Linked DNA regions of Mus musculus: region 1 is linked to region 2. A link is a loop called in an ENCODE intact Hi-C map of the cell type or tissue named here. Cell type or tissue: gastrocnemius. All regions are shown on one strand. Links, peaks and the distances in the headings refer to the core of each region. The heading gives the core; the rest is flanking DNA.

Region 1 (15,675 bases), core at 6,093-8,592, 110 kb before region 2:
CTAGCTAGTATGTATTCATTTGTATAGGTCAGAGGTTATTCTAGAAGTCTGACACTATTCAAGCTTCAAAACTGCCCATGAATTGTAGAGTTTGAGGAAACTGAGGCACACGGCCCAGGGCCCCCAGAACTAGCAAAGGTGGAAGTGGGGATGTTGCATGGAAGCCTTGTGAAGCCTAGAGTTTGTGCTCCTCGCTGTTCTTCAACTCTTCCCCTCCTCTGAAGAGTGTCCCTGTGACCCAAACCAATGTGGTCGGACATGCCAACATGACCCCAAAACCAATCTTTTTAGAGAAAACTGCAGGTCCCTTAGCATCAAAGAGCAGAGTGTGATTCCTAAGACACCTGGAAGGTGGTGTTAATGTCTGTAACCTAAGTGCCCTGTTGTGAAGTGGAAGGGACTTCATGGCATGGGACCAGATGGAGAAGCCCCAGATGGCTCCTGAGGACATGCTGTAGTAGCATAGGGATGACAGACAGACAGACAGACAGCCATATCTTGTAGCAGAAGCCCCCACCCCCCGCCCAAGGGAAGTGCTGGCTTACTCTGTCAGGCAAGCCATGCTTCTCTTTTTGAAAGAGATTTATTTTTTAGTTCTATTCTTTTCAGATTTTATTTTGATAAAGTTTGTTTTTATTTATTTGTGTGTGTGTGTGTGTGTGTGTGTGTGTGAGAGAGAGAGAGAGAGAGAGAGAGAGAGAGAGAGAGAGAGAGATGTCTGTTGGTATCCAGAACAGAGAGAGGAGGGAGAGAGAGAGACAGATAGACAGACAGACATGTCTGTTGGTATCTAGAAGAGGGTGCCAGATCCTCTGGAGCTGGAGTTACAGGTGGTTATGAGCTGCCCAATTTATGTGCTGGGAATCAACCCGGACTCTTCTGCAAGGGCAAGCCATGCTCTCTAACCACTGAGCCACTTCCCCAGCCCCATCTTTCCTCTTGACCAACAAGTGCCCTGCTTGCTTCTTAGGGGTTCTGTGAAGACCCCACAAAACTGGAAATGCAGCAGAGCTTCACAGGAACCTGACCACTGACCCCCTATAGTCAACAGGAAGGACTAAAGGAAGACTGCGATTGCTAGGATGCTCCTACCTCACAGTTTTGGTGAGCCTGGCCTGGCTCTGTAGTGGGCTGGCAAGCATGGTGGAGGTGGTGGGAACCTCCTCATCCACAGACAATCCTAACTCCAGGCTTGCAGATGGCTGGAGACCAGTGTGTTGGACTTTTGGCTTCTCCCAGGGAGGGTTATCCTTGTCCTCGGGGGAGGCTCTGGTTCCGACCCTGGAGCTGGCTCTCCGGATGGTACTGGTCGAGGGTGTGGAGGAAGTCGAGGCCTGGGAAGAGTCTTCTGGTGTCTCAGGGCTCTCTTCTTCATCATCAATCACCACCAAGTCCTTAGGCATCTCCTTGAACTGGTATACCAGCCTCTGCCCTTCCACTTTGGCCAGGATTCCTCTTTGATAATAATATCTGGAGGGACAAGAAGGGGATTGGTGGGTTTATCAGAGGTTGAGTAAGGAGGCTCTGTCGTTCCATTTGTTCAATATGCTACTTTCTAAGGCTGGGCAAGCACGGGACTCAGGTGGACTGAACAGGGACAGTCCAGGAGACGGTGGGGCTGGGAAAAAATAGCCAACTCTCAGACACAAAGGGCCATTTATGACATTTTAAAAGTTACTACAGTCTATCAGATGTACAAAAAAGGGGTATTCAATGTCAATCCCATATTGCTTTGGGACTAAGGACAGTGAGTAGTAGGTGAAGAGTGAAAAGGGGTGTAAGCAGGCTGGAGAGATGGCTCAGCGGTTAAGAGCACTGACTGCTCTTCTGGAGGTCCAGAGTTCAATTCCTAGCAACCACATGGTGGCTCACAGCCTTCTGTAATGGGATCTGATGCCCTCTTCTGGTGTGTCTGGAAACAGCTACAGTGTGCTCATAAATAGAAAGAAAGAAAGAAAGAAAGAAAGAAAGAAAGAAAGAAAGAAAGAAAGAAAGAAAGAAAGAAAAGAAAAGAAAAGGGCGTGCAGGGACAGAGGGTAGAGGCCCAAGGATGCATCTCGGGGACAACTCAACGCCATCTCTGGCTTCCAAAAATGTGACAAAAGCCCTCTGTAGAAATGTTTTGGGTGTCTGTGGAGCTAAACTACCCTTCAACAAAGAGATGCTAAAGAGGGCTTGTGAAAGAAAAGGGAAATGTTAGAGCCATTTCCTAGAGGGGACCAATCAGGTCTTCCTTCAAGTGGGAGAGCCTCCTTGGGCACAGGAAGATCTTAGTGATCCCTTGGGGAAGAAATTCTGTGTCCCAGCAACTCCTACCTCAGGGCTCGCCCCATGGTCTCGTAGTTCATGTCAGGTTTGTTTTTCTGCTTGCCCCACAGCTTGGACACAGCCTTGGAGTCCACCAACTTGAAGATGCCCTTCTCTCTCTGCGTCCACTTAATGTACTTGGGGCAGGTGTTTCTGTCTTGCAGAAGAGCCAGGAGGAACTCCCACAGATAAATGGTGCTGCCTGCAGAGGGAGAGGTAGTGAAGGGCTGCTTAGGCTTCTGAAATTAAATTAAGGGGGCACCCTGCCCACCTCACCTGAAAGCCAGCTATACCTTTGCCATCTTTGGATTTCTTCCGTATAGGCATGCTAGGGTCAGTGACAGGTGAGGTACTTCGGTTGTTCTTGGTCTTTCGGTCTGTGAAGAAAAGGCAGGTAAGCAGAAAGCTGAAGTCAAAGTTAGCTAGGCAAGCCAGATCAGTAAGCTGGGAGTCTAATCCTTCCCCACGGCAACAGCCAAGAAGTATCTATACCACATCAAGGCTACCACATGAGGAGATGAGAGATTTGCAAATGAGAGACCTTTAGATTCCAAAGTTCAGGTGAACAGCTAGGCCAGACATTCTTGATCTAACTTTTGAAATGGGAGATAGCCTAAAGGTGTTGCTGTGGAGTCGATCAGTGTGGTACAGAGATATGAGGAGGCATGCTGGTAAGGCAGCATCAAGCAGCCATCTCCTAAGTAAATCAATAACACAGGAGCTTGGGAAAGTCCAAAGTCCTTGCATAGATGGCCTTGTTCATAAACGCAATAGAAGCTAGATAAGCATACAGCATGACTCATTTTTATAAGGGAGGGCCCCCAAAGTCCAGGAACTAGCCAGGAGTCTATGCCTGCTGTCCCAACACCTACCCTAGAATCCAATCAACTGGGAATACTGGCATAGCTAGAGGAGTTTATGAATGCTCTGGATAGATAGAAGCAGTGTGAGAGGAAGGCTGGCTTTGGGAAGAACACCTAAGGAAGCCAAGACGTTCAGAAGAGGAACCTTTTGTCCATCCCTGCTGGACCAAAGAGATAGCACCTTAATGTATCTGCAAGCCTCGAACCACTCAGGCTTGGGGCCTCCCAGTCCCCCCAAGGCTCCCCACACAGAAGATGCACATATATTCCCCCTCATCCTTACTTCTCTTCCGTGCCTTCCCCATCTTCCTAAGATTTTCCTCTCTGGAGACCTTCTCCTCCTCAGAATGCTCCTTCTGGTCACCAGCATCACTTGTCTTCTTCAGGTCATCAGGTTCAGGGGTAGAGAGCAGGAAGTTGGGTAGATTGATGGCCTGAACAGAGTTGGAGTCTGAAAGCACTTCCGGTGAGCTGACTGCAAGAAGAAAGGCCGGTGATGGGCAGAGCTGAGGGCAAGGAGAGCCATCCTCCTCTCTCTTGTAACTCCAGAGTAAAATGGGTAGCACACAGGGAGGGTGCAGATGCCGTTCTCAAAAGCCACACACACAGACTACATCTAAAGCTGCCTCAGGGGTCTTGTCCCACATCTGCAGAGTTAGTTATAGGTGTGATCAGCCCTAACCACAAAGGCTACATTTATCTCTCACTGCTGGTAGTGGGGAAGGGCCAGGTTGCATTCGGATAAAGGACTTGAATGATTTAGTCATTCACGCATCTGACAAGTCAAAAGGACTCCAGAAATCATTAATCCCAATTCCTCTGCTTTCCTGATAAGGAAACTGAAAAATGGCAAGTCATGTGCCATGGTCACACAGCAACAGTGGGACATTGTTGGCACTCGGTCAATATTTGTTGAATATTAGTGAGAGGCAAGGGGAGACATTTCTTTTAGCCTCGGAGACTTTTTTTTCCTTTAATATGCCATAGTACCCTCTTGGGTAAGGGCAACTGACTGGGGGACTGTCTTGAGCAGTAGAGTACCTTCTAGGGAAGGAACTAAGGGGAGCTACCTTGGAGGTCTTCTAAGGAACTTGGAGCCATGGCAGATCAATAGGCATCTATGCCCTCTTAGAATCTGGCCTTCAGGACCCTGTTTAGTTCCTGAAGGCCAGATGGCCTAGTCAGCCATCACTGGAAAGAGAGGCCCATTGGACAGGCAAACTTTATATGCCCCAGTACAGGGGAACGCCAGGGCCAAAAAGGGGGAGTGGGTGGGTAGGGGAGTGGGGGTGGGTGGGTATGGGGGGACTTTTGGTATAGCATTGGAAATGTAAATGAGCTAAATACCTAATAAAAAATGGAAAAAAAAAGAATCTGGCCTTCAGGAACAGGCAACAGGGGCTGTGAGATGTTTCTGTTTGAGTCTTTTCACGTTTCCACTGAGGGATGTGAGGACTGAGAGCAAATGCACATGTGCCTGAGAACCCAGCATGTGGAAGCAACGTGGGCTGTTTTATCACCTTGAATTCAGGTATTCAAGTTCAAACTTACAGATCTGCTTCTCATCCAGGACATCACTGGGAGTTGCCACATTGAATAGGACTTCAGTGGATGACACGTTATTTGAGGTGGATACATCATCATCTGGTTCCAAGTTCCATGAAGTGGGAGGAGAAAGGAGAGCTTCATCAGGCTTCAGAATAGTTAATAAAAGGGCCAACCCCAGGGGAGATGGGCTATGGTACAGCTAGGCAGATATCAGAGCTCCTCCCACCGACCCCCCTCCCCAAACTGGTTTCCATTGTGGGCGCTACCCGGTCTGAGGAGTTTATGGATGGGCTAAGATGATTCCTTCCTCTTTTGTGGGAAGCATTGGTTGTTATGTGGGGCTATCAGCAGCCACGGGGAGTTGCTTTTCCCTGAAGGCTGCTGCCCTTTCTCGGACCATACACCTTACCCGACCAGAAAAAAGAACAGACCTGTCAGCAAAATACTGCCTTCTAAAATCTGATCCTGTGTCATGCACAAGGTCCTGTCCCTTATGATGCCATTGTGGACCTCATCCAGATCCAGTCCTGAGCACAGATGCACTAATTCAGGATAGGGGACCTGTTCCACGATCACGGCTGGGAACACTGAAGGGTCTTCCAGCTATGGAGAAGAAAGAGATCTGAGTCAGGGTTCCCCTCCTCCTGAGAAGCCCACCCTACCAGATGCCACGGCCAACCTCACTAAGTGATACTTTTTAAAAATCACATTTTTTTGTTTAAATCTTAGTCATTTTTGAGGTGGGGCATACCACCGCATGTGTGTGGGGATGGTCAGAGGACAACTTGCTAGAGTTGGTTTTCTTCTTCACTCATGTGGGTCCTGGGGATGGAAGTCAGGTCATTAGGCTTTGCAGCAGGCACCTTGAATTGCTAGGCCATCTTGTCAGGCCTCTCACCCTAGGTGATGCTTTAAGTGAGATCTTGATGAACAGAGATAGATGGCTTAGCTTAGCAGGACTTGCAGTCAGCCATGTGCTTTATGTATGCACAGTGCTAGAGATGGAACTCAAGGCCTTGTACATGCTAAACACGCACTCCACCACTGACCTAAAGCCCCAACCTGGGCAAACATTTTGCAAGGACTCTGAAGCTGCATGTTGACTAGTGGTCCTACATTGCACTAGACAAATACAGGACATTCTAGAATTCCATAAAACGTGATTGAAGGGGGCCTGGAGAGATGGCTCAGTGGTTAAGAGCACCGGCTGCTCTTCCAGAAGTCCTGAGTTCAATTCCCAGCAACCACATGGTGTCTCACAACCATCTGTAATGGGATCTGATGCCTTCTTCTAATGTGTCTGAAGAGAGCAATGGTGTACTCACATGCATAAAATAAATAATAAACCTTTAAAAAATGTGATTGAATTGCACTGACCAAGAGACAGATTGCTTGGATTTTAAACTAATATCTGCTATTTCCTAGCACGAGGACCCTAGGAAAGTTTTCCAACCTTTCTGTGTATCAGTTTCCTTAGTCATGAAACCAGGTTACTCATATGATGGACCCCATAGATTGTTTAAACAGATCAGTAAGCATGATGCATTCACAACAGGGCCTGGCATAGAGTACGTTATCATTAGGTACCTGGAGCTTCTGGGAAACAAATGGTTGGGTTTTTTTTTTTCTTTTTAAAATGTCAGGGTTTTGCCTACACGTATCTATGTGCAAAATGTAAGTGTATGTCTGGTACCCATAGACGTCAGAAGAGGGTTGCTTGGGACCGGAGTTATAACAGTTGTGACCTGTCAGAAATGGATGCCAGGAACTTAACCTGGGTCCTCTACAAGAGCCAGAAGTGCTCTTAACTGCTGATCCATCTTTTAAGTCCCATGCTTTCCTACTTAACCAGAGCACACTCACGTTCCTTTGTCTGTCTGTATGTATGCTTATGATTTATGAATTCTTTTTTATTGTTTGTTTGTTTTTGTTTTTCGAGACAGGGTTTCTCTGTGTAGCCCTGGCTGTCCTGGTACTCACTCTGTAGACCAGGCTGGCCTCGAACTCAGAAATCTGCCTGCCTCTGCCTCCCTAGTGCTGGCATTAAAGGCGTGTGCCACCATGCCCGGCTCTGAATTCTTTTATATTTGTGACATTTAACAGCAAAGACTGCTTTCTATGAGGAGGAAAAGGCAGCCGAGAATGGAAAAAGTATGGGGTCTGTGGGGAAGCCAACAAGCTGGTATTCTGAAGTAGGAAGGCAGAAGGAAGGGAAGGGTTACTTTTAGGGCTAGGGACACCTTAGGGGTTATATATGAGAGGTGTGAAAGCTCTCTCTCTCTCTCTCTCTCTCTCTCTCTCTCTCTCTCTCTGTGTGTGTGTGTGTGTGTGTGTGAGAGAGAGAGAGAGAGAGAGAGAGAAAGGGAGAGAGAGAGAGGGAGAGAGAGAGAGAGAATATAGAGGGAAAGAGGGAGGCAGAAAGGATAGAAGAAAGCAGAAAGGAAAAATGGAGAAAAGGTGGGAGAGAAGAGGTGACTTTTTTGAGATCTTGAAGGAGGTAGGTGTAAACAGATGCTCTGAAAGGGTAGGAGTTCCCCTAAGTCAGTGGGAAGGGAATAAGAACAGGGGATGTTAGAGATAAGTGGGAGAAGACAGGGAAATTGCAGGCAGCCTTGGCTTGGAGTATCTCTCGATCAGAGGAGAGTCTGTGTGCTGAGCATACAGAGATGCTGGGGAGTATAGAGAATAGGAATAGCTGCTGGAGGCTTGGAAACAAGCGAAAGACGGTGAATTAGCACTAAGAATCCAGGTAAGGGTCACCCTTTCTTCCCTTCTTATCTGATGCCTTCCACAAGTCTTTATGCCCTGGAACCGACAAGCAAGCTGATTTATTTTGTCCAAGAACCAGCAAGCCAGAAAGTGCAATGCACTCAAAGGCCACTAGAGGGCAGGCTTTGGTAGGACCAGTATGAGGGTTTTCTACCCTCCCATAGATAGAGCATCTGACTTCCTCAGAGAAGGTTTTGGAAATATTCAGCTGGATCTTCTCTTGGACAAGCTTTGGGAGATAGCAGCCAGATAGGTTAAGGGAAAGACTTGGCTAGGTGACATCTTGTCTCAACTGAGATTAAAACCCAACAGTTTTAATTTCTACTCTCCCTTCCGTACTTCCACACTTGCCTGCCTCATCTTTCTCCTTTCTTTCTGAAGGAGCAGAGTGGAAGCTGTGGAACACTTACCAGCACAGAAAAGGCATCCTCCTGGCTTCAGTGCAACACAAGTGATAAAGCAAACATGACCAGGGTACCAAGATCTGATCCTACCGTAGTTTCCAACATCCTCCTGCCCAAAGACCCCATTCCTGGCATGTCCTGAATCCTTAGGCCGAGAAGACATTTATGAGCGAGCCCATCGACTGGTTTGGAGCCCTGAGTGTGAAGATGCTAAGACTCCAATGCTGTGCTTTAAATGCAGCTGGCAGTGCCCTCTTTGCTATGGAGTTGTCCCAGCAGTTTGCTCACTGTGACACTGGGGCTAAAGGGAAGTAGCAGACATCCTACATGATGTTCAGTTGTATGCAACTGTCTGTGTAGTTCCATTTGCCAGTTGACTCACAGCCCAGCTGGTTTGCTTAATAACTGCTTGGCTAGCCTAGTGACTACATGTATTATAATGGCATGTAGCCAACCAGCTCCCTGAGTGACCATCCAGTGACTCCTAGGGAGTAGCTGGTGCCTGATGGGTATTTGCTGACTAGTTATCTGTCAAGTTCCCCCACCCCTTGGACTCACAGGCTGGCTGTTCACGGCTATGTCTCCCTAATTGCCCATACTGACTGACTGTTTTACTCCCAGAGACCATATACCTGGTGGATATCATCCATCCCGTTGCTTGCAAACTCGAAGACCAGATCACTGGGCTGCAGAGCAATAGCCATACTGGCTTCTGCCAGAGCTGACAATGAGACTCCCCCGGCTCCCTGGAGCTGCGGTGGTTTGTTGTCGAACAGAAGTTATTCAGGTATGTTAGGATCAATCTAGTGCCTTCTCTGAGCCTCTGGGGAGGATAACCAGAGTTGGAGTGGGTGTGGACTATGCCAGGCTCAAGATTGCATGCTGGGCTATGCCAACCACAAGAGCAACCTACAGAGAAGGGAGAGATGGAAACAGTAAGCCAATTTCCCTGAGCTCCGTGCCCTAATCAGCTAGTGAAGCCAAGAGGCTCTGCTGTGCCTAGACAGACTTCCAGCAGAGACAGAGTAGGAAGGGACCAGGCCTGACGCGGGGCACTAGGAGGAAAAATCTGTAACTAACTATCCTGGCTTGAGAAAGACTCATGTACGTGTGGCTTAGAGGGGACACAGGGTGTTCATGGGCTCAGTTTACCTTAGAAGTGAGGACCAGCTGACTCAAGGAACAGTCTACAGAGGAAGAAATGTCTCACTTGGGGTTGCGGGGAGGGGTGTCTGGGCTGGTAGGTCACATGCCTTGCATGCTTGTTAGCAACCCTACCCCCATTGCCCACCACAGGGTGGCCTCTGCACTGTGCTGCCTGTGGGTTTGTGTTCTCGGCTGAGCTTTGCTTTCAGTTTCAGGACTGAGCTATCACCCTGGGAACTTGTGAGGAGAGCCCTGGCTGGGGGAGGGGCCAGCAGAACCTTCCTCATCTTCTATGGCTGGCTCATCCCCCATATTCCAGGAAGTCTCTGTCTGCTGAAACCCACACGAGTCTTTCCCCAGTGCCTCCCAAGCTAGCCAGGCACTGCAGCTGCCTGTAGTTTCCCCGGGATCTACTCCTCAATTACCAGAGCCCCAGGCTGCTTCTAGCAAGATCACCTGGGGCCAACTCCCAAAGCTCTGGTTTCCAGACTCCTTCTGACCGACTTCTCTGCTCTTTCCACCTGGACCCTACTGGCCTTTGCACCTGTCCAGGTACCTGGTCTTTTGCCCTTCAGGTTCCTGAACTCGTGATGTGTTTTCAATGTGTGCAATAACGACAAGCAGGCTGACTCAACCACCAGAGACAGGCTAGAACCCAGGCTACCCACTAGAGCACACATCGAAACGCCTTGACATTCCATCTGTAGTGCCAGGATGGCAAACTCTTATCCTGGCTGGGAAATAAACGAGGAACTCCGGGTGAGACTTAAAGAGGGGTAAAAGAAGGGTGCCACAAGTGACCTCTCTGATGACCGCTCTCCTCCACTGGAGGAGACACCCAAGCCTCTCCCACTTCCTTTCCGTTAGCCCACAGGGTTAGCCCCGCCCAGTCTCCACCCCCACACCTTTCCACCTACTCCATCAAACAGCCTGGAGAAGTTGCTAGGCTGTTTTATCCACCAGAGTTGAATTTCCCTTTAGATGGAAGAGAGAACGCGGTTAGGTCTATCACTTGTGGAACTACAGGGGCTGGGGAGTGAGGAGCAGTAGGGCTAACAGCCTTATTCTGGCTCCATCCTTTCATCTTGCCTCACCCAACCCTGCATGTGACCTTATCCCTCATGGCCTGCAAAATCTTGCAGGACCACTTGCATCTGGCTCCCCTAGCCTAAGTGCCCTTAAGGCAAGCATTCCATAGTTCCTGCTCTCCCACCAGCCAGGGTGTCTGCCCTTGGGGAACATTCTCATAGTAGTCATATGAAAGGTGATCACTTTCATCTAAACCCACCAGGTCCAAGAGTCTGCATCTGCTCCTGCCCCAGGTCATTCACTGGGGCCCTTCCGTTCAAGGTATCTTTGTCTTCTTGCTTTCTCTTCCTAAGCCAGTGTTTCATTTTCAAAAGTTCTGCTGGTACTATTTGCTTAGGAAACCTCTATGCATTGTCCTGACCTCCCAAGTCAGACACTGGCTTCCTTGACCGTAGGGATAACTGTGGATCATTGATAAGACATCGACACCTTGCCTTGTGTTTGGTTTATGAAATAAATGCAAAAAGGGGGGGGGGAGCAGCAATCGGCATGGTGATTCAAGCCTGCAATGCCAGTATTTGAGAGTTGTGATGGACAGATCACTGTGGTGTCGAGGTTAGCCTGGGCTATAAAATCCAGGTTTGGGGAGACAGCTCAGTCTTTAAAGTACTTTCTATGAAAACGTGAGCACTTGAGTTCAGTGCCTAGAAAACATGGGTTTTTGTTTTGTTTTGTTTTTAAAAGCCAGGCACAATGAAGCATACTTAGAATCCCAGAGCTGGGGCAGTGTGTTGGGCAGATCGGTGGGATCTGCTAGTTAGCTGGCCTAGACTGTGGGCTTCAGGGTAACAAAAGACCCACTCTCAAACGAACACCAGGGTGGACAATTCCTGACAGGCTGACCTCTGGGTCTCCATAGGCATGATATCCAGGCATGCGCACTAGCGTCACATGCACCCACATGAACACACTCCTCCCCCCCCCCCACACACATAAAACCAAACTAAACAAAATAAATTTAAAACAGGAAAAAAGAAAGAAGGAACAAATGAGTGAATGACCAATACTGGTCTATGGGCATCTGTGTTTTTTTTTTTTTTTTTTTGAGCAGTATAGAGCTACATGTACCTTGACTGCGTGTGAGGAGAGATGTGCAAGCTCAGAGGCTACATTGATATTATTCTTTGCATTGCTAGTTACACAGGTGCACTATCTGTCTGCTGTGAGTGTACAAACAGACCACAGGTATATATACATATTCAGGGTGTGTGTATGTGTGCCAAGTGTGGGGACATGTTCGTGAGAGCCTCTGTGTGTCAAAGGGCTACCCTGGTCTGGCCAGCTTACGGAGCTCAATCATAGGTTCCTCCTCCCGCTCCTTTAGGGCAAGCAGACTGAGCTGCCTTGGTTCAAGTGCTTAGGAGACAATGGGCGGGGGTGGGGGTGGGGGGGCTGAGCAGGTCAGGGTTCTGCTGGTTAGCAAGGCTCTTTGACTGTGTGCTCCCCAGGGGAAAAAAGACAACTCCAACACAGGTATGAGACTTATGGGTCCTCAGGTGAGTGATCCCCTTCCCTAGGTCCACTCTGCTAAGGAACTAGGAGGTAAGAAAGGTCCCCCCGGATCTGTGTGTTGAAATGCACTGAACCTTTGGCCATCATGGTCGAAGGCAGAAAGGAGTAATTCCAGTAATGTTCTTATATGTGCCCGTATATTATATGTGTCTAAGCTCCTTCTAGCTGGGAGATCTTCGAAAACTATCTCCAGAGATCTGGTTCTGTCTGAAGCTAAAGCAAAGGGATGGAGAGGTGGGGATGTGGCTGCCCTACTCTCTTGGTAAGGTTTAAGAAACCTACCTCTTGGAACTTTTCAGTCCAGAAATTTCCCCTCCCCCTTCAAAAGTTTGAGGATTTGAAAGTGAGAGGTGGAGAAAGGCTCATTTGCATGTTCACTTACTCTCCTCCAGGCCCTCAAAATAACCCCCCTCTCCCAGGAACTTGAAACCAAAGACACCACCACCACAGAAGGCACACCCTATAGGAGGCAGGCAAGAAACACATGGAAGGTTCTTGTCTCCAGGCTCCTCTCAAAGCCCTTTGGCTAGGCCACAGCTTCAGTGGCCTTTTGTCCCCCTGCACACTGCCTTGCTAGAGAGAGGAGGTCAGAGGACACACGTGCCTCCAGGCAAAGTCTATTCCCAAGTCTCTCTGGGATGGGGAAGTGATGCCTGGTTGATACACCGAAAAGCAGATACACATTGCAGGAGTGTGCACCACTAGACGGAGCAAAAAGGCCGGGCTGCCTGTCAACACACACCCTGGGCCTCTGAGGTTCTGAGTACACTTTCCAAGCCAAGGCAACAGCGAGGTAGTTTGGACTGATTCTGCATAACCACAACTAGGCTCCCCAGCTCAGGGGTACAGACCCTTCCTTCCTGGGACTGTTACTGGGACACACCAAGCAGCATCCAGCACCCACCCATACAGCCCTCCCCTACCAGAGGAGGCAGCTTTAATGGGAGAGCCACGTCCACAATCTCTACCAAGTGGGTTTAAATCTAGGCTTGATCAGCTCAGTCAATGGCTCGCCGAATTGCTGGTAACACCCAAGGCATTCTTTGCACATGCCAAACATGGGGGCCAGATAGTCAGCTGGGCCACCCGGTGCAATTCTCTAGTTCCCTGTCCTCTCAAGAGGCGACTGTCACTCCTGAAATACCTCGTTCTCTCATGAAACCTTTCTGGAATTCTTTGGAAAGGAAATGACAATTTCCTTCATGTCATTTCCCACTCCTGCACCACCCCTCCCCCAACAGCCAGAGACAAAATGGAAGCTGCCCCAGGAACAGAACAGCTGTCCCCTCTATGCAAAAAAAAAAAAAAAAAAGTCTTTCCTCTGGCTAAGAGTGTGGAGTTGCGCCTGCTGTACCACGTGACCAGTAGCCTGTATTTAGGCATCAGGATGGAATTCGCAGTCCTAGACAGAGCAGACCTAAGCCATCAGCAGAACTCAAACCCAGAGCCTTGTCCCAGTTTAAGGCTCAACTCCAATCAGCCAACCAAATCCTCCTTCTTGAGCAAGTACCCAGTAAAGTGACTCCAGCCACAGCTCTGTCATCAGCTCCTCCTCCTCTGTCCCCTGCCCCCTCCACTGGCGATGAAATCAGGAAGGGGGGCGAGGTTTTGCAAGGCTGGGGTTTCTCTATGCTTATTTGCAAAAAAAAAAAACAACCAAAACTCTAGGTTCCTAAACCAAGTGTTGTGGGGCTTGCCTTTAATCGCCATACTTAAGAGGTTGTATCTTCAGGATCCCCAGTACAAAGCCAGCCTCGGTTACGTAACAAGATCTTGTCTTAGTGGTGGTGCACGCCTTTAATCCCAGCACTTGGGAGGCAGAGGCAGGCGGATTTCTGAGTTCGAGGCCAGCCTGGTCTACAAAGTGAGTTCCAGGACAGCCAGGGCTATACAGAGAAACCCTGTCTCCAAAACAAAACAAAACAAACAAACAAACAATCAAAAACCCCCAAGAGCTAGGGATGTAGCTCAGTTGGTACAGTGTTTGCCTAGCATGCAAGGTGAATCTCCAAGCCAGCCAGGTCTACACCAGGGCCAGGGCTAAAAAAAAAAAAAAAAAAAAAAAAAAGGCTGGGGCTATAATCCCCAATGCTGAATAAAAAAACAGATGTGATGACTCATTTTCTCCCTGAACATGGTAGGCTGAGATAGAAAAATCAGAAGTTCAAAGTTAAGGCTTCCTCAAAAAGACAAACAACAAACAAATCAATCAAAAAAAAATGATGGAGAACCAAATTAAAAAAACAAAACCAAGACAACCCAGGGAGGCATTAAGTATAAAAACTAGACAGCACTCACACAGAGCATAAGCGTCAGGTGACCTCTCACAGGGCAAGGGGGGGTGGGGGTGGGGGGTGGGCTCCCTGACCCCAGGATTGTGGGAGCTGAGAAGGAAGTCCTCTCCTGGGTTGGGGTCCCTGTGGGGTGGAGTGTTCTGTCCTCCGCCTGTGTCACTCCGCCCAGCCCTTTGGGTTGTGGTTATGTAGCAAGAAAAGCACCAGAGAAGTCCTAATATAGGAGAGGAAGGGGAGGGGTAGAGGGAGGGGGGGCTGACAAAAGGAACCGATTTCCTCAGTCACGCTGAGAAAGCTCACTGAGCACCCTCTAGAGGGGCCTGGGGCTACCACATCCTCTTCCCTAGTGCCTAAGGGAAAAAGAGGCCCGGAAGAGAAAACAGACGCAGGGAGGGAGCAAGGCTAGGTCCTGGTAACTTCTGACCTCCAGAACATGGTCCTGTTACCTATCACAACCTCGAAGGTTTGCGCAGTGGAGATCCCTACAGACCCTACAGCCTAGAATGGCCAACAGAGGTCCCTGCAGACCCCGAGTGTGGACCTTTCAGGAAGAAGACCTAGATCTGCCTTGGAACTTAGGCAAGTCACTATCCTGTACAAAATGGGCCTATGTGACCAGTCCTAGGGGCTGCTGCCAAGGGCTAAATGAGTTACTATAGGCAAAGGCTCCCTGCTATGCCTTTCTCTTTTCCCCTCTCCCTTTCATTTGAATTTTGGATATGAGGTATCACTGTGTAGTCCAGGTTGGCCTCATATTCAAATCCATCCTCCTGCTTCAGCTTCCCCAGTATTAGGATCACAGGCATGGGCACAATACCTGGCTCTAAATGTATTTTCCAATTTCCTGGTCTGATTTATTATTTGTGGGGCTTGGCCATTCTGCTTGTTAAGTATTCAGAATGTTTCACCTAGATGGAGAGAAAGGAAAGGAAAGGAAAGCCATGGGAGCCAAGGCCATTAACTACTAAATTCATGGAAAAGCCAGGCACAGTGACATACCTACCTGTGGTCCCTGCTACTTGGGAAGCGGAGGCAGGAAGGAAGATCTGTGTCGAGATGTTCAGAAACATCAGCAAGATCTTGTTGACCCCCCAGATAAAAAATAATAAAGAAAATGTATGGTTGAGCCAGGCCATAGTGGTACATGCCTTTAATCTCAGCACTCTGAAGGCAGAGAGAGGCAGGCAGATCTCTGTGAATTCGAGGCCAGCCTGATCTACAAAGAGTTCCAGGACAGCCAAGGCTACACAAAGAAACCCTGACTGGAAAAATAAATAAATAAAAAAGTAAGGTAAGTAGTTTGACCTGGGAGAAGAGGAGGGGGGTATTGGTTGGAAGTTAGGGAAGTCGACAAGATCTAGATCCAGACAGTAGGATCTGAACTGCTGTGGAGAGCGCCTAGGACATCCTGCTGATCCCCAGGGCAAGGAAAAGCAGTTCCTTGAGAAGAGTCATTTGGTCTGGTTACAAAACAGTCCCCGAAGTGGGGAGATGGAAGATGACCAGGTTGGGCAACTGAACCCAGGAGAGGGATGCCAGAACCACCTCATGGAAAAAGAGGGACAGATTGAGGGGGCCATACAGAGACCCTGAGACAATGTTAAAAGACATGAGACCAGGGAGATGGCTCAGGGTGATAAAAGCTTTTGCCACAAAAGTCTGTGTCCCGTCCATGCAACTCACGAATGCAAGGAGAAAACTGAGTTCCAAAAGTTGTACTCTGCGTGCATGGCTGGACAAACT
Region 2 (15,675 bases), core at 8,673-11,172:
TCGTGGGCACATACTTACACATAATTCAAAATAATACAAACAAATAGAAACTAAACAAAAAATTCCATTTATTGACTGAACAAAGCCCAAGGTGAACATTTTGATACAACAACCCTAGGAATTAAGATTTTAGAATATTTTTAATTTAAAAAAATCTACAGTGTGTGTGTGTGTGTGGGGGGGAGGCATATGTGTTCCACAGAGCATAGTGGAGTTCAGAGGACAACTTGTGGGTCCCAATCTTTCTTTCCACCCTCTGAGTTTTACAGTTCATTCGGTTGGGTGCCAAGTGCTGAACCATCTTGCCAGGGTAAAATTGGGATTTTTATTATTCTCCTTTGACAGATCAGGAAACTGAGTTTGAGACAGATGAAATACCTTGCCCATGGGCACAGCGATCTTTTGTCATTGCTAGCATTTCAATTGAGATCCAGAGTCCATGTTCTATATACTGAGCTCTACTACAGAGGACAATATCTAGTCCACTAGATTGGGAGTGATACACTACCAAGTAGCCAGTCTTATTGTGTCTAGGCTGGGACTCAAGGCTATGGTCCAAGGATCAAGGCGCCTTCAACTTGTCTCCTTCAGGTTTGGGGGTAAAGTTCAGTGTTAGAGTGTTTGTTTAGCATATGTGAGGCCTTGGGTTCAGGGTCACTAAATAAGTAAAAAAGAATTTAAAAAGAACTCTATTTTGCCTGTACTCAGGACGCTCAGCAGAGCACTCCGAGTTTACTTTTCATACCATGACTGTCTCACTGTGGTCATGAGAATGACAGGGGTCCAGAGATAGAAACAACCTTAGGGGCAAATCCCCCCTAATCCAAAGTCATTTTAGAGATAGGGAACTGGAGCTCAGAGAAAGAAAGTGACTTCCCTAAGATCAATCAGACAGTGCAGGCTTTCTAATCCCTTTTCCGGTGCTCTTTCTGGATTTCACACTGCCAGGCTTAGAAGACTACACAAGTCCCAAGTTCATTTAACCCAGAAGGTTGTCTGTGCAAGCAGCATAGTGGGACACCACATAGGAAAGCTGGCAGCTTTTCCTGATCAATCTAGGAAAGATGGAGACATCTTCCAACTCCCAAAGGAAGGGTGGAGCTTCTCTTAATAACCATTATGCATTATGGATGTGTCACCTACGGGTTTAGCTAAGCCATATTGTGTCTGTCTCAGCCTAAAAGCATCCGAAACCAATGAATAGGGTGGGTTGGATAGGCATTGTTGAACCATTCTTGGTAAAATTACAAGAAAGTAGCCCTCTGCCTAGTTTGGGTACTCCCACAAGCCTAGCACCCCCACTGTGGGCTGGCCGTGTCTATAGGCAGGCATGGCCCAGACTGCAGAGTTCTTCCTCTCTGCTGATCACTGGGGAAAACACCTTCCTGTTTTATGTTACTAAGTGCAAAGAGGCTGAGCTCAGTGTTGCTTACAAGCTGCCTGCAGTCAGAATGACACCATAGCTGTGGGGGCTCCTAAGCCTCTATCTTCTGTCACCCTAATGATTAATTATCCGTCACTGTGTGTTCCTTGTTTTCTTCTCCTCCCTTCCTCTCCCTCTTCCTCCCACCCTTTCTCTTCCCCCTTTCCCTCCCCCCCTGTCTATCTTTGTCTCTGTCCTTTTTATTGTCATGTGTGTCAGGTTAGTATACCTGTGTATCTTAGATACATATGGGACAGTCCAGTTAATTGAAAAAAAATTTTTTAAACTTTCTCCATCCACCAAAGGTTGTAAATGCTTCTCTTTTTTTGCACATATGCCTTCTGCCATTGGCTTCCAACAAAAGGATACCCATGGTCCATTTATAGAATGATGCCAGCTATGTCCCTTAAGGAAAAAAAATACTTAGGTCAGCTAAGAGATTGTATAGGGGATGGAGAGCTTGCTGAAGCTTACCAGGCGGATATAACTCTCAGAAAATGGTAAAAAGGTGCGGTTTCTCTGTGGCAGCTCTCCACACTGTGCCCCCCACCCCAAACCTTCCATCTATCCCTCATTAATCTGGGCTTATCCCAAGCCACTCATGAAAAGTTGATACATCTTTCTCCCTGTCACACCCCACTGGTTGCCCTTGCCCTGTTTCAGCTTCTAGAGCCAAGTGTGCCCGAATGAGAACCAGTAGATCCAAGGCACAGTACTAAAAGTTGCTGTTCTTTCTGACACAATGGTAGCAACTAATATCCATTGAGCACGTCCCATTTTACAAACGCTGTTTCTCATATATCATGTCATTGGATTGTCCTAGCAAGCAGAGAAGCTCATGTTCCCACTATAGAGATGAGGAGAGTGAGGTCCAACTAAGAAAAGACTATTCATTTACCCCTCTACTAACTAGAAGTCAGAATGCTGTCTTTCCAGCTGCACTCAGCTGGTTGTCCATGTAGATTCAGGGTAGTGTTGTGTAGATTCATTCAGTGTCAGGCCTGAAAGGAAGAAAGACTGTATACAGTTGGCCTTCTCATCCCAACTAACTGAGAATAAAACATTTAGAAATAAAAGCAGGGACTGAGGGTCTAGCTCTGTTAGGAAAGTGCTTGTGCCTCCCAAGTGCTGGTCTTAAAGGCATGTGCTACCACTACCTGGCATACAGATTTTTCTTATTCCATAAGCAATACGTTGTATCAAATATTTTAAGAGATTATGTGCTGGGCAGTGGTGGCGCATGCCTTTAATCCCAGCACATGGGAGGAAGAGGCAGGTGGATTTCTGAGTTCGAGGCCAGCCTGGTCTACAAAGTGAGTTCGAGGCCAGCCTGGTGTACAAAGTGAGTTCCAGGACAGCCAGGGCTACGCAGAGAAACCTTGTGTCCGAAAAACTGAGAGAGAGGGGGGGGAATATGTAAACAGCACACCATTTTATAGAAGCCTTTGAGCTTTGAGCTTCCGTGATTTAGACATCTGGGGGTTCTGGTATCTGTCCTGGGCAGTGTCATAGTGTCATACATAGCCAAGGAATGCCACCAAAGCATACCTACACAATTGCTCTTACTCTCTTCATTTTCCAGATGGGGATGCTGAACAAAGGACCCACCACTAGCACGGGATTTGGACAGAGATTTGCATTGCAGTTGGTTTGATTGCACAGTACCCTACTGGCCCTCTGAGAATGATGAGGATCTGAGAGTGATGAGAGTAGCTAAGGGGCAGGCCTCTGCCATGTCCACTGGGAAAGGAGGAAGGAGGAGAGGGAGCATCTACTTTCACTTCCTAGCAAGGATGAAAGGCATGTGAGGATGTTGAGGACAGGGAAACCTGCATCCCCTGACACAGAGAGCCCATTCCATCTGTCCAGTGAGCCTGCCTAATGTATTTCCCTTTCAAAGGCACTGAAGCCCTACTGCCTAGTTCTGTTTTCTGCTGGCTGTAGCCTGCTTCCAGGCTTCAGTCTCATCATGACGGGGGTGGGGGTGGGTCAAAACTTTGGATGTGGTTTCTATAGAGTGGGGAGGGAGAAGTAACTACCCCCGAATTACCAAGCCTCTGCACGAAAACTTCAAGGCTTTCTTTGTAGCTTTGGAAAGGCAGAGGAGGTCTCCAGCAGAGGGGCTCTCCCTACAGTTCTGGCAACTTGAGTGGTGGACACAATTAGGACGCCAAGGAAAAGTCGAACAGCCAACCTTACTCAGCTTCAAACACCTCGCACATTCCCACCCGTGTTCCTGCAGGTATTTTTAGAATCCTGAGCTCATGGTGTTAAAGCATCTGCCACATGCCTGAGGGCCGTTAGGAATTCAGCTTCACTCAGAGGCAAGAGTGAAGACGACTAGAGACTGGGGGTGGGAACTGGCGATCAGGAGCCAAGTGGAAATGGTATTCTTGGACTAGGCCTCTTTTCTTCTCCCTGACCTCCATCCCTCTCCCCATCTGCCTCGCTTTCTTCCTGTTCCAAGCACCAGAGAGATAGAAGGAATAATATATATATATATTTTTTTTCTGTCTCTTCTTACAGAAACAAATAAGTCTTTGAGAATTTTTGGTTTCGCATGTAACCAAAGTCAGATGCTTTCTCTGAAATGGCTCTGGCAGATCCCTGAGCCGTCCAGTTGCTGGGAGTTCTAGTGCTCAGGCTTTTGATCACCACCACCTCAGTGATGTACAATCTAAGGCTGAAAAATGCTGCCAAGTTTAGTCAGCAAGGGAACAGCAGGACTCGTGGACACAGAGCACACAGATGTATTCTAAATGGTATGATTAGACCCAAAGTGCAGTTCCTAAGGAAAGAGAATTGCAGAAGTTACACAAGATTTGCGGGGGGGGGGGGGGGGGGGCTGGAGAGATGACTCAAGAGTCGAGAGCTCTGGCTTCTCTTCAAGTGGTCTGGGGTTTCATTCCCATCACTCACATGGTGGCTGATAACCATCTGTAACTCCACTTCAGGGAATCTGCCATTCTTTTTCTGACCTCTGCAGGCACTGCAATGCATGTGGTGTACACATTCATACACATTAGATATAAATACATGCATGCATACATAAATACATAAATAAAGTCTTTAAATATTAAAAAAAATGTTTGAACCAGACATCATGGTGGCGCATGCCTTTAATCCCAGCACTTCGGAGAAAGAGGCAGGTTGATCTCTGAGTTCAAGGCCAGCCTCGTTTACAGAGCGTGTTCCAGGACAGCCAAGGCTACACAGAGAAATCCTGTCTCAAAAAATGTCCTTTTCCCCTGCCCCACCCCCCAAATTGACAATGATAGTGGAGGCACAAGCTGAATCTTCAAGAATGAATGAGATTGGAGACATCCAAAAACCAATGACTACTAGAGTTCACGAGTAGGGAGATGAGAGCCTGACCCAGGGTGCATGAAAATCCAAATGGAAGCTGAAGATGGTAAGAAATTGCAGCACCCTAATACTTAGCAGGCTGAGACAGAAGGACTGAGGCCAAGCCAGGCTATATGTGAGCTTCTGTCAAAGAAAAATTCAAATAGAAGATGTAAAAACAAACGCTTCACTAGAAGATCTTGGAGGGTGAAAGAGAGCCTGGACAATGAAAACCGATGTCCAGGATGATGGCCTTATAAGATCTTCAGTCAGCAAAGAGCTTCGGTTATATTCCAAAGATTATACTCACTGACTGCTAATTCCAAATAAAGACTATATGCTTCACTTGAAAATTACAGTAGTCAAATTAGTGGCCATAAAAAGAAAGATTTTGTTTCTTTCTCTTTTTTTTATTTGTTTGTCTGTCTGTTTGTTTTTGTTTTTTCAAGACAGGGTTTCTCTGTGTAGCCCTGGCTGTCCTGGAACTCACTTTGTAGACCAGGCTGGCCTCGAACTCAGAAATCCGCCTGCCTCTGCCTCCCGAGTGCTGGGATTAAAGGCGTGTGCCACCATGCCCGGCTCAAGAATTTTGTTTCTTAACTGAGAATTTTATAGGGTCTTGAGATCATCATTTTGAGCATGAATGTCTGTTGTCCCAGACCTTGCATACATTACAGAAAATAAAATTGGACTTGAATATATGTTGACTCCCAGAGTCATCCCCCTGGGAATTATGTCTGTGTATGTGCTGACTGATACCAGATTTTTCTCTTCATAACTTGGCCTTTATCCCAAAAGCTAAGAAGCAGAAAAAAATAGATCAGATTTAATTATCTTTTACATAACAAAGAAGTGAATTTAAAAATAAATTGAAAAACAAGTATGGTGGCTCGAACATATAATTCCAGCCCCAGGTTGGCTGAGACAGGAAGATCATGAATTGGAAGTCAGCCTAGACTACATAATGAGATTTCATATAAATAAATAAATAAATAAACAAATAAATAAGGCTCAATGGTGAGGATTTAAACACTAATTTTGCTTTTCTGATGGGAGGAAAACAGGCTCTCATACAGCCCAGGCTGGCCTCCAACTTGCTTTGTAGCTTAAGCTAGCTGGACTCAGTGTTTCTTGTAATGCAAAAGTTAGGTAAGAGGTTGCATGCCTATAATTCAGAAAGGTCGGGTAGTAGGATCACTAGTTCGGGACTAACTTGAACTATATAGCAAGTTGGAAGCCAGTTTGAACTATATACACATTAAGGCCCTGTCTCAAAACAATAGCAGCAAAGAAAACAAATATTTCCTGTATTCGAATAGCTATTACCATTCTGATATATATAATTCTAGACTTTTCTACAAATATATTTATGTTATATGTTTTTGAAAATTGAGACTATGTCATATGAAACAGATTTGGGATTGGTTAAAATTTGAGTACACCAGCCCTGAAATGTTCTTTTATCTGTTTTCTCTTTCTCACTTTGTCTCTCTGGTCTTTTAAGACAGGGTTTTGTCATGTAGCCCAGGCTGGTCTTGAACTCTCAGCAATCTTTTTGCCTAGCTCTTACGGATTACAGGAATTGCTGTAGTTGCAGGTGTGAACTGGGGCAAGCATTCCTCTGTGTGTGTGTGTGTGTGTGTGTGTGTGTGTGTGTGTGTGTGTGCACACACGCCCGTATGCTATTCCTCTCCCAGTGAACATTGTTTCCTTCAGGAGCAGTAACGCCGTGATGAAGATATTTTCACAAAATTTGAGAGCATCTTTTCAATGCCTTTTGTATAGATTCCTGAAAGCAGGATTATAAGTCTTAAGAGTCGTGGACGTTTTAAAGATTATTGATAAAATTATCATATTGCCCTCCAGGAAATTTGACCCACATGGGTATATTTTTAAATGATTTTTAAAGGATTGTTTTATGTGTATGAATGTTTTGCTTGCATATATGTGAAGTGCACTATGTGCATGCCCCGGGCTAGCCAAGGTCAGAAGAGGGCATCCAATCCCTTGGGACTGTAGGTACAGGCAGTTATGAATTAGTTACCTTATGGGTGCTGGGAATCAAACTTGGGAACCTCTTCAACAAGTGCTATTAACTACCGAGTCATCTCTCCAGCTCTTGTGTACTATTTTTATACTACAACCCTTAAACTTTTCACTCAGTATTTTCATCCAGAAAGAAAAAAAAACACTTAGCAAACTATAAAACTACACTCTGGGGTCTATATTGCTAAGATATCGAGAAGTACTTGCTATATCAGGCCTTGTAACCACCTTTTCTAATGTTTTAAAGAATATGCATTTGTTTGAGTTTTTTTGTTTGTTTGTTTTTGAGACAAGGTTTCCTCTGTGTGAGAGCCCTGGCTGTTCTGGAACTCAGTAGACCAGGCTGGCCTTGAACTCCCAGAGATTCATCCATCTCTGCCTCTCCGCTGCTAGGATGTGCCACCACTGGCCAGCTCCGACGATGCTTTTTCTCTTGTTTCCTTTTCTGATTTTACATATGGGCTTTTGTTGCAGGTTCAGGTGTGGGACACGGCAGGCCAAGAACGCTTCCGTAAAAGCATGGTTGAGCATTACTACCGCAACGTGCATGCCGTGGTCTTTGTCTATGACGTCACCAAGATGACCTCCTTCACCAACTTAAAAATGTGGATCCAGGAATGCAACGGGCATGCTGTGCCCCCACTCGTCCCCAAGGTGCTTGTGGGTAACAAGTGTGACTTGAGGGAACAGATCCAGGTACCCTCCAACTTAGCCCTGAAATTTGCTGACGCTCATAACATGCTCTTGTTTGAGACATCAGCCAAGGACCCCAAAGAAAGCCAGAATGTGGAGTCGATCTTCATGTGCCTGGCTTGCCGACTTAAGGCCCAGAAATCCCTCTTGTACCGTGATGCCGAGAGGCAGCAAGGCAAGGTGCAGAAACTGGAGTTCTCACAAGAGGCTAACGGTAAAGCCTCCTGTCCTTGTTGAAGCCAAATGGTGTCAATATTCGAGAATTACCACTGGAGTTTTTCCTTTCCCTTTTTTCTGTGCCTGCATAATACCTACACCTGCTTGTTTCCATACAAACTAATATCAAAATAAAATTTGTATAGATTATCACGTGGCTTTGTGTCTTGCTTTCTTCCAGGAGACTTTTTTTTGGAGTGCTGACACTAGAAGCCAGGGCCTCGCATCTTGATAATAAAAAGCTACATCACTGAGCTACATCCCCACCCACAGAGGAGGGTTTTGACAGTCAAATGTCTTTTGTTTGTCTGTTTGCATGTTTGTTTGTTTGTTGTCTCTCCCCCCCCCCAGACAGGATTTCTCAGCCTAGTCCTGGCTGTCCTGGAACTCACTCTATAGACCAGGCTGGCCTCCAACTCAGAGATCCTCCTGCCTCTGCCCCCCCAAGTGCTAGGATTAAAGGCGTGCATCACCCTGAAGTTGTGAGATGAGATGTGGATTTAACATTTCCCGTTTTTCCGAGGTGTGTGGCTTGGATGTCTTGCTTCCTTTTCTAAAGTATAAAAAGAAGCAGCTTCACATTCCCAGTTCTTTCACAAAAATCCCATTCCCCACCAATTTCTTTTTTTTTTTTAAAGATTTATTTATTTATTACATGTAAGTACACTGTAGCTATCCTCAGATACTCCAGAAGAGGGAGTCAGATCTCATTACGGATGGTTGTAAGCCACCATGTGGTTGCTGGGATTTGAACTTCGGACTTTCGGAAGAGCAGTCGGGTGCTCTTACCCACTGAGCCATCTCACCAGCCCCCCCACCAATTTCATCATGAGAAGTTGATGTTTATCCCCTGTTGGTCTAATAATAATACATGTTATGCAAAGAATGCCATGGAATATGTGTTACAGGAAGACACATCCTGTCCAAAGGCCCCGTGACCCAGTTACAGAATAATGCAACTACTTACAAACAAGACTTCAACAACGGGGGCTGGTGAGATGGTACAGTGATGAAAAGCCCTTGCTGTTCTTGCTGAGGACTCAGGTTCAATTCCCAGCATCTACATCATGGCTTACAACTGTCTGTGAGTCCATTTTCAAGGAATGCATGCCCAGTTCTGATCTCCTCTGACATGTGGTGCACGTACATACAAAACATTCACACACATAAAATAAATCTTTAAGAAATAATAGAATTAAGCTGGGCAGTGATGAGTACACCTTTAATTCCAGCACTCAGGAGGCAGAAGCAGGCAGAATTCTGTGACTTCAAGGCCAGCCTACTTTACAGAGCAAGTTCCAGGGCAGCCTAGGAACCTTGTGTCAAAAAAAAAAAAAAAAAAAAAAAAAAAGAATCAGACAACAGTGAGTATAGGGTTATGTTGTAAGAATACAGAACACTGTACACTCAACACCAGTGACTGGTGCTAGAAAAAAAACTGTATTTAACTTGTTTTCATTTTATTTATTTATTTATTTATTTATTTATTTATTTATTTATTTATTTATGTGTGGGGAGTGACAAAGCATGCCAGAATATGTGTGGAAGTCACAGGATGGCCTGCAGGAGTTGATTGTCTCCTGCCACCACGAATTGAAAGTCACATCATCAGACTTGGGAGCAAGCACCTTTACCCACTGAGCCATCTCTCCAGCCCATTTATTTGCATGTTAAGTAAAAGTAGGGTATTTGCTCCTTTGGGGAAGGCCAGTTTCTCAAGGAACTCAGAATGATTCACACAACGAACCCCCCTGGGTTAATCCAAGTCCTTTAGCTACCTATGTCCCTAAGGGCAGTGCAGGGCTGTTAGGATCGATGAAATAGCTCATTGGCGAGTCTCTTGAATTAGTGGTTCTCAAATGCTGGTTCAAGCTAACCTCAATTAGTTACAGTACAGAATTCCAACCCAGTCTATCTAGAAGCTCTAAAGTGGGGCTCAGGGATTTGAATTCTTAAAGTGTTCACAGATGATCCTGTGGTGCCCCCATGCCTCTCTGTGTGTCGCTTTCTCTAAGCTGTCTGGCAAGCTCTAAAGGCAAAAGCTATCTTTCTAGAGCCACAACATGAAAGCCATCTGTGTGAACAATAGGGGACACTTCGAGTTTCCAGGGAACTCAACTGGGTGAAGTGGATCCTTTCAGGCCTTGAGCAAGAAAAATGAAACTATTTTGGTCACGCTCATTGTCCTTGGGCTGTTTGCCTGAAACTAGTAGGTAAGAGCCTCTTAACTTCAAGAGACTTGGGAAGACTAATCCTGAGTATAAACACTTCCACACTGAGAGCCACTCTAGATGCAAGAGACAAAATTGGCTCTAGGGGGAGGATTGCATGGCTATCCCACGCCCCCTGCTGGTGAAGTTAGTGAATGCAGCAAAGTGGTTCTCTAAGTTCCTGAATGTTTGCACAAAGCAGCAAGAAGAAATCCTAGTCCCAACTCAGGCACTCAAACAGCAGAAGCTAGGATATCCTTACAAAAGGAAATGGCCTGAGGTGTCCTGGGATTACTCCCTGTCAAATCGCTCGGGCTTCACTCTCCCCAGGGAAGCCTGTGAATCTGCTCTGCTAAGAATCACGGCACAGCAGCAGCGTGGACAAACAGGGAGAAACGAGCCCATTTCACCTGTGCAGTGGGCAGACGCTGAAGCCAGGAAAAGTAACTCGTCCTGTTGCTTTGGGGGCATATTGATTGCCTTTGAATTAGTGTCTCACTCTGGAACTCAGCCTTTCCACGGGCTATGATGCGGCTGAACCAGAACAAGAAATGAATTTTATGAGTGGCTTTCATCCTTTGGTTTGTACTTATTTCTTCCCCAGTAAGTATTTCATCTTAGATGTCTAGAAGAGGCTTTAGGTAGACTTATGGGTAAGAAACCTGGCTGCCTTGAGCCTACCCACCAACCCCTCATGGAAATCAAGATACTTCAAATAAAGTGGTGCCAGGCAGTGGTGGCACAGACCTTTGATCCCAGCATTCAGGAGATAAAGGCAGAGGCAGAGGCAAACAGCCAACAGAGTGAGTTCTGAGACAGCCAGGGCTACACAGAAAAAACTTGTCCTGAAAAACCAAAAATAAAACAAAAAAATAAAATAAAACAAAAATAAAAATAAAAACAGAAAACCAAATAAAGGGGAGCTACCTCCGATATTGTCCTGCATATCCTTCCAGGGACCTCACTGAATGGAGTCAGACTATTCGACAAAGAGGTTAGCTCTATTCTTCTTAGTTTGTATGTGGGTTCCTTGGCAAGATCAATGACCCCAATTCATACAAGAATGGATTGACAAGATCAGTTCTTGTCAAGATCTTGTCAAGATCATTGATTTTTTTTCAATTTATTTTACATATACACAGAAATTTTCACAGCACTGGATTCTGAAGAAATGAGCAAAGCATGATGCACTCATACTTTTTAGGTCAAGGACAATAGATTTGTAAAGTAATAACATGATAGTTTGTGATCTGGGCTAGGGTCAGAAATTCTTTTTTTAAAGATTTATTTATTATTATATGTAAGTACCTCTGAGCCATCTCTCCAGACCAGGGTCGGAAATTCTAAGGTCCTTACAGAGATAAGTGGTGGCAATGTATTGGAAGATAAGGGTTACATCAAAGAGTTTGTTTATTCAAGGTTACTGTAGCCTTAATGACCAGTCTTTTGTGACCAAGGCCCTTTCCCAGCTTTGGTATGTGCGGGCCATCTCTCCTGAAAGAACCATTATGACTTGCTGTATGTCGAAAATGCAGGCCAAATGGTCCTGCCCGAAGTTACATGTCCTTTTGCCTTGAAGTAATCAGTTGACCAGTCTGGTTTATTTAGCCATGGCACTTGGTTAGGATTAACTCTCGTTTGCTGCCTTTATGTTTCCCACTGAATTAATGACAGCTTTAGACAATTGCTATTTCCTTTTTGAATCAGTGAGTCGCTCTGTAGCTCAGGATTTCCAGGAGCTCAATATGTGACAGCTTAGGCTGAGACTCTCAATTCCTCGGCCTCAGTCTCTTGAACACTGGGATGGCAGGCATGCACTACCCCTTCATTTGGGGAGTAGCTCAGCGGTAGCGGTAGCGGTCGCACACTTGCCTGGTATGCATGAAGACCTGAGTTCCATTTCCAGCACCACCACACACACACAAAAAAAATCAATCAAAACCAAAAAACCCAACCTCTCTGCCCCCCAACCTCCAAAAACCTTTAGTAGTAGGAAGAAAATGATCTAATTTTACTAAAACAAGGCAAGGAAAATGACTTATCATTCAAATGTCAGTACTTCCTGATAACATTACTTCCAGAAAGATGTTAACCTGGTGTCTTCATCTATAAAATAGGGTTGGAAATCTTTTGTTCAGGAATTCTGGAAGATTCAAGGAAGATAACTTAAGTGAAATGTAATTTTTGGATAGATATTTGTATATTGTATTTTCCACATATTGTTGTGTGCTGTTACACTTGAGAGGTGTCTCTAATGTAGCCTTGGCTGACCTGGAGCTTGCTATGTTCTATACACCAGGCTGGCCGCACATTCCTAGAGATCTGCCTGCCTCTTCCTCCCCAGTGCTGGGATTAAAGACCTGTGCCACCACCACTACCTGACCCTGAATCAATTTTGCAAACTATTTCCAGGGAGGGAGGTGAGGTGAGAGGGCGGGGCTGGGAGGAGAGGATGAAGGGAAACCTGCATCCCGGATGTAAAGTGAATAAATAACTTAGTTAATAAAAATATTTCATATTGTCTCTAGGGCATTTTGATCCAATCAATAGAGAGGCAACTGTTTAAATAGCCTACTCATTTACTGACAATTATGGTCAGAGGCTCTGAAGGCTTGCTTAATAGTAATATCTCATTCCAGGGCTGGTGAGATGGCTCAGCCAACAAAGGTGCCCATTGCCAAGCTTGAGTTTGATTCGAAGAACTCACATGGTAGGAGAAGAGACTTCCTAAAGTCTCTTTCATGAACTTATGTGCATGTGCACACTCATACACATAAACTCATAATAAATGACTAAATAAATGTAATAAAATTAAATAAAAGCCCCTTCCCACTAGACTATGCTATAGTTCATCGAATCAGATAGATTATGATGGAAAACTATGGAACAGAAGGAAATGGAGATCATGGGTAAAGAACAACCCCGGACATACTTTTTAATTATTTCAAAACAAGGACATTTTTACGATTGATATAACATATTTTCAAAAATTAAAAGCATTGAGAAGGGGTCTGGAGAAATGGCTCAGAGAACACTGACTGTTTCTCTGAAGGTCCTGAGTTCAAATCCCAGCAACCACATGGTGCCTCACAACCACCTGCAATGAGATCTGATGCCCTCTTCTGGTGTGTCTGAAGACAGCTACAGTGACAGCTACAGTATACTTACATATAATAATAAATAAATCATTTTTAAAAAAACATTGAGTAAATAGCCAAGATTTCTGAAAGTGAATTCCTGGTAATAACTAATAAAAAATTTTGGAGTAGGGATTCGAAATATAGCACAGAGTAGCCTCAAATTATCCTGCCTCTGCCCCCATCGTGCTGAGATTACAAGTGTTCACCAGCTCAGGCAAAATCCTTCTGTTAATGGATCCCCAGGCATTGTGTCACGTGCCTATAATCCCAACACTTGCGTGGTTGAGGCTGCAGGATGAAGACTTTGCCAAGCCAGGCAGTGGTGGCACACACCTTGAAATCCTAGCACTCTGGAAGCAGAGGCAGGTGGATCTCTGTGAGTTCAAGGCCACTCTGGTTTACAGACTGAGTTCCAGGACAGCCAGGCTACAAAGAGAAACCCTGTATCAACAAACAAACTACCACCAACCACCACTATCACCAACAACAAACCCAAACAAGAAAACAACAACTACAGCAAAAGTTTGAGGCCAAACCTCTGCTAAAAAAAAAGACTAGGGTTGTAAGTAACTGATAGTGTATGCTTAGCATATGTAAGGCCTTGGGGTCAATGCCAAGCTCTACAAAAAATCTTTTCTTCTAAATGTAAGAGGTTTTCTTCTAAATGAGACAGGATTCTCTCTCTATATATATTTATATTTCTGGGTATTCAAGGACAGTCTGTTGTACATAGTAAATTGAAGGCCATCTAGGGCTACATAGTAAAAGTTTGTCTCATTCCATGCCATCCCAAAACGAACAAACAAGCAAGCAAACCCACACAAACCCACAAGCAAAACTATGTCCTCCACTCAGCAGCATGGTATTGCAAGACCTGAGATGATAAATAAAAGCTACGGCCGGGCAGTGGCGGTGCACGCCTCTAATCCCAGCACTTGGGAGGCAGAGGCAGACAGATTTCTGAGTTCAAGGCCAACCTGGTCTACAGAGTGAGTTCCAGGACAGCCAGGGCTATACAGAGAAACCCTGTCTCGAAAACTAACTAACTAACTAACTAACTAACTAACTAACTAAAAGCTATGAATATCCACAGTGTTTATGATCTGCTAGATTTCATTGATGTGTATTTTCCAGTGTCACTCCTAAGGATTAGTAGTAGTAGTGACAGTACTTAACACATAGTACCATTATTACAAAGCTGTTCTCTAAACACACCACCATACATGACATACATGTTTTATATATATACATATGGCTACATATGTATATATGACAGATATATTCACTATTAATGAATAAAAACAGTAGGAGAGAAACATAAGAAACCCCCTTAAGTTTGTCCAGGAAGAAAACTTCCCACTGGTTAAATAAAAAGCCACTAAGAGCAAGGCTACTGAAGACACTGAGTTCCAGAGAACTAATGTCTATGGGGTAAAAATAGGTATATGAGGTGTTGTTAAGAATAAGTTCCTCGGGGTTGGTGAGATGGCTCAGTGGGTAAGAGCACCCAACTGCTCTCCCAAAGGTCCGGAGTTCAAATCCCAGTAACCACATGGTTGTTGGGAGCTATTAAGACAACACTATTGTCCTGATCTCTGAATTGGGCCTCTCCCCAGAGAAGAAAAGGGGGTCAAAAGCGGGCCACCGACACACCGATTCCGAGAACAACCACAGAATATTCCAGCCCTAAATCATCACCGATGTCCTGACCACACCCTGATACCGCCAAGTTCTTGCTTCCCCGTGTAACTGCCTAAAGAATGTGCAATTCTATTGCCCCACCCCTCCCGCTGATAAGTAACTGTACTTCCCCTTTTGCTTGTGCAATTCTACTGCCTCATCCTTCCTGCTGAAAGGCACTTCCCCTTTTGCCTTGGGCCTTTCTCAATACAGTGGGGTCTTGATGCAATTCAGAACGTTTCCGTGTTGTTATTCGCACAAGACCTTCGTCTCTCTCTACCCCCCATTTGGTTCTTAGGAGAAGGTCCCCTCAAGACCCTCGAATAACTGGACCTGCTGGACGGGTCACATGGTGGCTCACAACCATCTGTAACGAGATATGATGCCCTCTTCTGGAGTGTCTGAAGACAGCTACAGTGTACTTACATATAATAAATAATAAATAAATCTTAAAAAAAAAAAAAGAATAAGTTCCTCACCAGGCAGTGGTGGCACACGCCTCTAATCCCAGCACTTGGAAGGCAGAGGCAGGTGGATTTCTGAGTTCAAGGACAACCTGGTCTACAGAGTGAGTTCCAGTACAGCCAGGGCTGCACAGAGAAATCCTGTCTTGGGGAAAGAAAGAAAGAAAGAAAGAAAGAAAGAAAGAAAGAAAGAAAGAAAGAAAGAAAGAAAGAAAGAAAGAAAGAAAGAAAGAAAGAAAGAAAGAAAGAAAGAAGGAAAAAGAATAAGTTCCTCACAATTTAAGGAAAAGTAAACCCAAACTCTTTATAAAAGAAGACAATGACTGGCTGAAGAGCAGGCTCCGTGGTTAAGAGCACTTGATTGTTTTGCCTAGGAACCAGGTTCAGTTCCTAGCACTCACAGTGTATAATTTACAATACCTCTGACTCCAGTTCTAGTGGTGCTGAGGCTGACACTT

Evidence for each region. Peaks named below come from ENCODE experiments on the same cell type or tissue, not always from the same donor. Only the 100,000 strongest peaks of a DNase experiment are listed, where the experiment ranks them.
Region 1: it touches region 2 in a loop (5-fold over the local background); 17 of 42 quality-filtered maps call a loop at or near these places.

The regions. Positions count from the first base shown.
Region 1 is chrX:48,415,555-48,431,229 of GRCm38, forward strand. It overlaps Elf4 (E74-like factor 4 (ets domain transcription factor)), which reads right to left. Exons shown (of 9, transcript NM_001381876.1): 2 at 8,524-8,800; 3 at 5,150-5,321; 4 at 4,722-4,814; 5 at 3,454-3,645; 6 at 2,601-2,684; 7 at 2,317-2,509; 8 at 1,093-1,470. The coding sequence starts at 8,595. Among named protein-coding and RNA genes, the nearest start is that of Elf4, 31 kb to the right of the region's middle. In gastrocnemius, for the core only: a CTCF peak has its summit at 7,595 (motif pointing right); a DNase peak (open chromatin) is centred at 7,595; H3K27ac peaks cover 509 bases.
Region 2 is chrX:48,522,361-48,538,035 of GRCm38, forward strand. Rab33a (RAB33A, member RAS oncogene family) reads left to right here. Exons shown (of 2, transcript NM_011228.2): 2 at 7,289-7,880. The coding sequence ends at 7,744. Among named protein-coding and RNA genes, the nearest start is that of Rab33a, 11 kb to the left of the region's middle. In gastrocnemius, for the core only: a CTCF peak has its summit at 10,055 (motif pointing left); a DNase peak (open chromatin) is centred at 10,074.